Linked DNA regions of Homo sapiens: region 1 is linked to region 2. Evidence: chromatin contacts called from ENCODE Hi-C or POLR2A ChIA-PET data. All regions are on one chromosome and are shown on one strand. The core of a region is the stretch at or near the end of the contact, and the rest is flanking DNA. Distances in the headings are between cores, read along the strand shown.

Region 1 (2,827 bases), core at 81-2,580, 40 kb before region 2:
CTGCCCTTCATTCATTCATTCATTCCCTGCATATTCACTGAGCACTCACTGTGTGTCTAGGACTGACCCAAGCACTGGGAATACAGCCGAGAGCAAGACAGACAAGGCCTCAGCCCTCCTGACAGGGGCAGACGGGAAACAAGGTGTCAATCAAGAGTTTTGCAGGAGACCGGCTGGGCGCAGAGGCTCATACCCATAATCCCAGCACTTTGGGAGGCTCAGGCGGGCTGATCACTTGAGGTCAGGAGTTCGAGACCAGCCTGGACAACATGGAGAGACCCCCCATCTCTACTAAAAATACAAAAAATAGCTGGGCATGGGGGCACGCGCCTGTAATTCCAGCTACTCAAGAGGCTGAGGTGGATGGACTCCTTGGACCTAGGAGGTAGAGGTTGCAGTGAGTGGAGATCGTGGCACTGCACTCCAGCTTGGGCAACAGAGCAAGACTCCATCTCAAAAACAAACAAAAAAAAACTTTGCAGAAAGAAGATCAGAGAGAGTGACTGTGCTGGAAGCTAAGAGGGCGGGGGCGTGAGGATTCCCCAGTCCCGAAGTAGAGCCTGGGCTGAAAGCCAGAGCCTCTGGGTGCATTGAGGCCCTAAGTGATCAATTCACCAGCACAGTGATCCCCAGTCATCACATTCCTGGCTCTCTCGGGCAGGCCCAAGTCCACCCGGAGTTCTTCCTGTTGCAGCCACAGACCTGGGCTCTCTGCGTATATGTCTGTTCCGTCCCTTGTCTGTCATTCATCCATCCATCTATGCAACACATATTTAGGCAAATCCCAACCACACGCTGGGCACTGGGGAAAAATCAGTGCTCAACAAGGGAGGGAGACAGGCCATTTGTGGATCATCGCGCAAATGAAAATTTCAGGCAGTGCTAAGAGTTTTAAAGAACATCCAACAGAGCGGTATGCTGAGGAGTTGCCTTAGAACCACGGTGAGAAGCCCCCAACCCCGGATGCCGTCAGGGCTTGAGGGGACCCCCTTGCCCACAAGCCACCCTGAATCCTCCCAATGCCCCGAGTGCCATCAGCCAGTCCCTGCTGTCTAACCTTACTCCCTCCTGCTGCAATCACAGCCTAGCCCCGTTTCCACAAATGCCAGGACGGCACCTCTGTTTTGTGTGTGACTATTCAGCAAACATCACCTGCAGAGCACGGCAAACACAGCCACGAATAAGATAAACCCAACTTCTCCCCTCTCTTTTTTCTCCCCTCCTCGGTCCCCTCCGCCTCTCCTGCAGACGCTCACCTTCAGAAAGGAGGGACGGGGCTCTCCCGTGGCCCAGGACCTAGACAGAGCGGCCAGACAGCAGAGGCTGAAGGAAACACATCCCCTCACATGGGGAGATTTTAAGCCTGGGCCGGGAGTGATGTCATTTGTCATGGCCTGGAACTCGGAGGGTAATCCCGGCCAAGGTGGGGGACTCGACTGGGCACCAGGAGGTGACATTGGCTGGGAGGGGGAGGGGCACCCGTCTGCTTAATCCCCTCCTCTTCCCCCCATGACATCTTGGCAATTAGGGCTGATGGGGAAGGGAGGCCCCAGCTCCTGCCGGTGACCATAAGCCCCTACTCCTCAGGGAAGTCCTTCCTTAGGTCTAACTGGTGTCTCTCCAGCTTCAGCTAGTATCCCAAGAGAGAGGCATCAAAGAGGAAGGAGAGCACTGTCAGATGGTCCTGAGAGATCGTCTGAAAAAAGAGAGGCACGGAGCTTTCGGGATCCCTCTCCTGGGTCCCCCTTTCTCTCCACAACAGTCTGTCCGACAGCTAGTTTATCTCTGTAGTGCCTCATTGGTCTCGGTTTCTGCCTCAGTTTCCCCTGTTTCTCTCTCTTTGACTTGGTCAAGTCTTGTCTGTGGCCTCTCTGTCTCTGTGTTGTCAGACATGATATTCTCCTCTTTTTGGGGGCGGAGGTGGCAGGGGCTGCTTCCAGCACTGAAAATAGGCAGACTTATTAGAAAGGGTGTTTTGTTTTTCTGTTTTTGGTGGAGTTTGGGGTTTGGGATTTTTTTCTTTTTTTTTTCCTTTTTTTTTTTTTTGGTTGAGACAGGGTCTCACTCTGTCGCCCAGGCTGGAGTGCAGTGGCATGATCACAGCTCACTGCAGCCTTGACCTCCTGTGCTCAAGGGATCCTCCCTCCTCAGCCTCCCCAGTAGCTGAGACTTTACAGGCACATACCACGATGCCCAGCTAATTTTTTTATTTTCGTAGAGATGGAGTCGCTCTATGTTGCCCAGGCTGGCTTCAAACTCCTGGCCTCAAGCAATCCTCCCACCTCGGCCTCCCAAAGTGCTGGGATTGCAGGCGTGAGCCAACAAACCCAGCACTCACCATCTCTCTACACACCATTGGTCTTTGTCTGGCTTCTCTGTACCTCAGTTTCTTTTCCTGTGGGCCTTAGGCTGTGGCATTTCTGCCTACTTTCCTGAATACCACTCTTTCATTCTCCATCTGCTCCTCTCCGTCCCTGTCTCTGTTGATAAACCTGCATTATCCCCTTGGTCTCTCTTATTCTTTTTCTCTGTGTCTCCCTGTCTATCTTGCTCTTTCTCCCCTCTCCCTCAGCCTCCATGTCCTTCTGTTCCTGTCTGTCTGTCCCTCCCTTTGCTGTCTTTCTGCCTGTCCACCTGTCCCTGTAACTCCAGCCTCATCTCTGTCCCTCTGTCCTCGCTTATCCTCTGCAGCTCCAATCTCTGTTCCTCCTTCTCTTTTTCCCTGTCTCTCTCTCTCTCTCTCTCTCTCTCTGATTCTTGCTTCCCCTCTCCCTGGATTGCCCTTCATTTCTGTTTTGTTTTGTTTTTGTTTGGAGACAGAGTCTTG
Region 2 (2,908 bases), core at 57-2,556:
AAACCAGCCTGGCTAACACGGTGAAACCCCGTCTCTACTAAAAAATACAAAAAATTAGCCAGGCGTGGTGGCAGGCGCTTGTAGTCCCAGCTACTTGGGAGGCTGAGGCAGGAGAATGGCGTGAACCCGGGAGGCGGAGCTTGCAGTGAGCCGAGATCACGCCACTGCACTCCAGCCTGGGCGACAGAGACTCCGTCTTAGAAAAAAAAAAAAAAATTTGCCCAGCATGGTGGCAGACATCTGTAATTCCAGCTACTCACGAGGCTGAGACACAAGAATCCCTTGAACCCAGGAGGCAGATGTTGCAGTGAGCCGAGATCACACTACTGTACTCCAGCCTGGGCGACAGAGCGAGACTCCACCTCAAAAAATAAACTATGCTCCAGGCCCTGCAGTGCCAGAGACCAGAAAAAGGGCTAGTAACTGTTCTAGAATGGGTTGGGTTTCACGCTTATCTGGACCATACTGGCTTACAAACTGGAAAATCAGACTCAGAAGGTGCTGGAAAGTAGTTCTTTGTTCCTGAGGTTCATATAGAAATTGCCACTTGTTCCACAATGTATTAGGCTGGAAACAATACTTGGTTCAGAGTGCTTAAGGAGGCCAAGCACGGTGGCTCACGCCTGTAATCCCAACACTTTGGAAGGCCAAGGCAGGTGGATCACCTGAAGACCAGCCTGGCCAACAGGATCAGACCTACTAAAAATACAAAAATTAGCCGGGCATAGTGGCATGTGCCTGTAATCCCAGCTACTTGGGAGGCTGACACAGGAGAATTGCTTGAACTCGGGAGGCAGAGGCTGCAGTGAGCCGAGATCGCGCCACTGCACTCCAGCCCGGGAGACAGAGCAAGACTCCATCTCAAAAAAAAAAGAAAGAAAGAAAGAAAAACAGTGATAAGGAACCAGTAGCCAACTCCAGGAACTAGTGGTCAATTCTAGTGCTTAGGAGCTGGTTCACATTTTTCAATTGCTGGGTTGGGAAGGGGGGCTCAGGTTTACAGTGTGTTGGGAGCTGGTGGTGTATTTCATTCTCGGCTCTATGGGGAGAACTGGGAGTCAGCTCTAGGGTTTTTTTGGAGCAGACAATCCATTCTAGAGTTAGCATTTGTTTCTAGAGCATTCTTGGACTCATGTTCAGTTCCAAAGTGGGTAAGTTTCTGGAGCTGGATCAGGTCTGGAATATTCCTAGAACTAATTCTCAGGTTCAGAGCCCGGTGATAATTAGTGACCTACTCGAAATTGTGGAGCAAGGAAATTCTGTCTCAAAACATGCTGGGAACTTGGCCGGACGCTGTCACATGACCTGCTGGGTTGGGAACTGTTTCTTGGCAATGGGACAAAGACCTAGAGTTCCGGATTCTGAACCGTTGGGTTGCTAGCACTTTTCATTCCCAAACCAGGAGAGCTGTTTTAGGGCAGCCCTCTGACCCCACCACCAACTCAGCTGTCATCTTGCATACCCCATCTCAGCTGTCATCCTGCATACCTCTGACCCTATCTCAGCTGTCATCCTGCACACCTCTGACCCCATCTCAGCTGTCATCCTGCACATCTCTGACCCATCACCATCTCAGCCGTCATCCTGCACACCTCTGACCCATCACCATCTCAGCCATCATCCTGCACACCTCTGACTCATCAGCATCTCAGCCGTCATCCTGCACACCTCTGACCCATCACCATCTCAGCCGTCATCCTGCATACCTTTGACCCATCACCATCTCAGCTGTCATCCTGCACACCTCTGACCCATCACCATCTCAGCTGTCATCCTGCATACCTTTGACCCCATCTCAGCTGTCATCCTGCATATCTCTGACCCATCACCATCTCAGCTGTCACCCTGCACACCTCTGACCCCATCTCAGTTGTTGTCCTCCACCAACCGGGTCTAACTTTATCCCGCTCGCTCTGGGGACACACGTGATGTCCCCCCCATCTCCCAGGCTCTCCACCCTGGGCCAAGGAGTCAGAGCATGGGGCAGGGAGAAGATCCAAAGGGTGGTGTCCCTGTCTAGTGGGCCCCCTCACCTCTGCCTTCAGGGCGCATTAGCCCTGAGCCAAGGCGGCTTTGATGGCGGCCACCAACTTCAGAAACTTGCTTTCTGTGTCCACGTAGCCATCGCCTTTCTAGGGAGGGGAGGAAGAGGGAAGGGGTGAGCTGGGACCGAGACACCAACCTCAGCCCCAACCCCATGCTAGCCCCAAAACCAGGCAGGACGGACAGACAGACATACCTTCTTAGAGTGAATCAACTTCCCGGCTACCATCACTTCAAAGAACCCGGTGGCCTGGGGAGTTCCCTCGCCGCACTGAGGAAAGGGGGTAGGGGAGATGTTGGAGGGGCTAAGATGTCCTCTTGGGGAGACCCTCCCCTTCCCAGGGGGATGAGAACATGGGTGAAGGGCGTAGGGCTGACCTAACCCCCCTGCAGTGCCATCCAGGCCTAACGGACCGACACAGTGGCTGTGCTCAAGTCTTTCTCCCCATCCCAAGACTCACGATGTCCAGGCGGCCGGGGAACTCATCTTCTAACTTCTTCTTGAGCTGAAGATACTGAAAACGCGGTGAGAGGTCACAGCAGGGGTCATACCAGTCAGCCCCCTCCCAATATGCACTCTACCCCTCCCCAGCTCCCAGGAATGCCCCCCGGGCATCCACTCTGCTTACCTTGGACTTGTAGCCTCAAGCGCCACTGGTAGGAGAGTCCAAGACATTGGGGCCCAGGGGAGAGAGGGAGAAGTGGGGGATCGGGGAGAGGAGGGTAGACACAGGCGGTGTGGGGAGAGAGCAAGATGGGGCCAGGAAGAAATAAAGAGGAACACAGATGACCAAGCAGAAGAGGTGACAGATGCCCTCAAGAGAGAAGACAGGCACCAGCCAGGCAGAGTTTTGGGACACAGCAC

The links. A loop is a pair of places that touch in the nucleus more often than their neighbours do. ChIA-PET counts read pairs that join two places held with the same protein, here RNA polymerase II (POLR2A). Pooled maps may share reads with other maps.
Region 1: POLR2A ChIA-PET joins it to region 2 with 13 read pairs in WTC11. The contact joins the promoter of CRX here to the enhancer-like site in region 2. A Hi-C loop is called at or near these places in 3 of 50 pooled maps. POLR2A ChIA-PET finds 5 or more read pairs at or near these places in 5 of 52 experiments (BJ, PC-9, WTC11 and 2 more).

The regions. Positions count from the first base shown.
Region 1 is chr19:47,820,440-47,823,266 of GRCh38, reverse strand. CRX (cone-rod homeobox) reads right to left here and starts at 1,330. Exons shown (of 4, transcript NM_000554.6): 1 at 1,257-1,330.
Region 2 is chr19:47,780,514-47,783,421 of GRCh38, reverse strand. SELENOW (selenoprotein W) reads right to left here. Exons shown (of 6, transcript NM_003009.4): 2 at 2,673-2,697; 3 at 2,505-2,558; 4 at 2,240-2,314; 5 at 2,034-2,132. The coding sequence ends at 2,052. Among named protein-coding and RNA genes, the nearest start is that of SELENOW, 3.3 kb to the right of the region's middle. RefSeq lists an enhancer at 1,769-2,354. Within about 2 kb of position 1,306, at least 11 of the 41 ENCODE cell types and tissues checked have a DNase peak (open chromatin) inside an H3K27ac peak, as active enhancers do.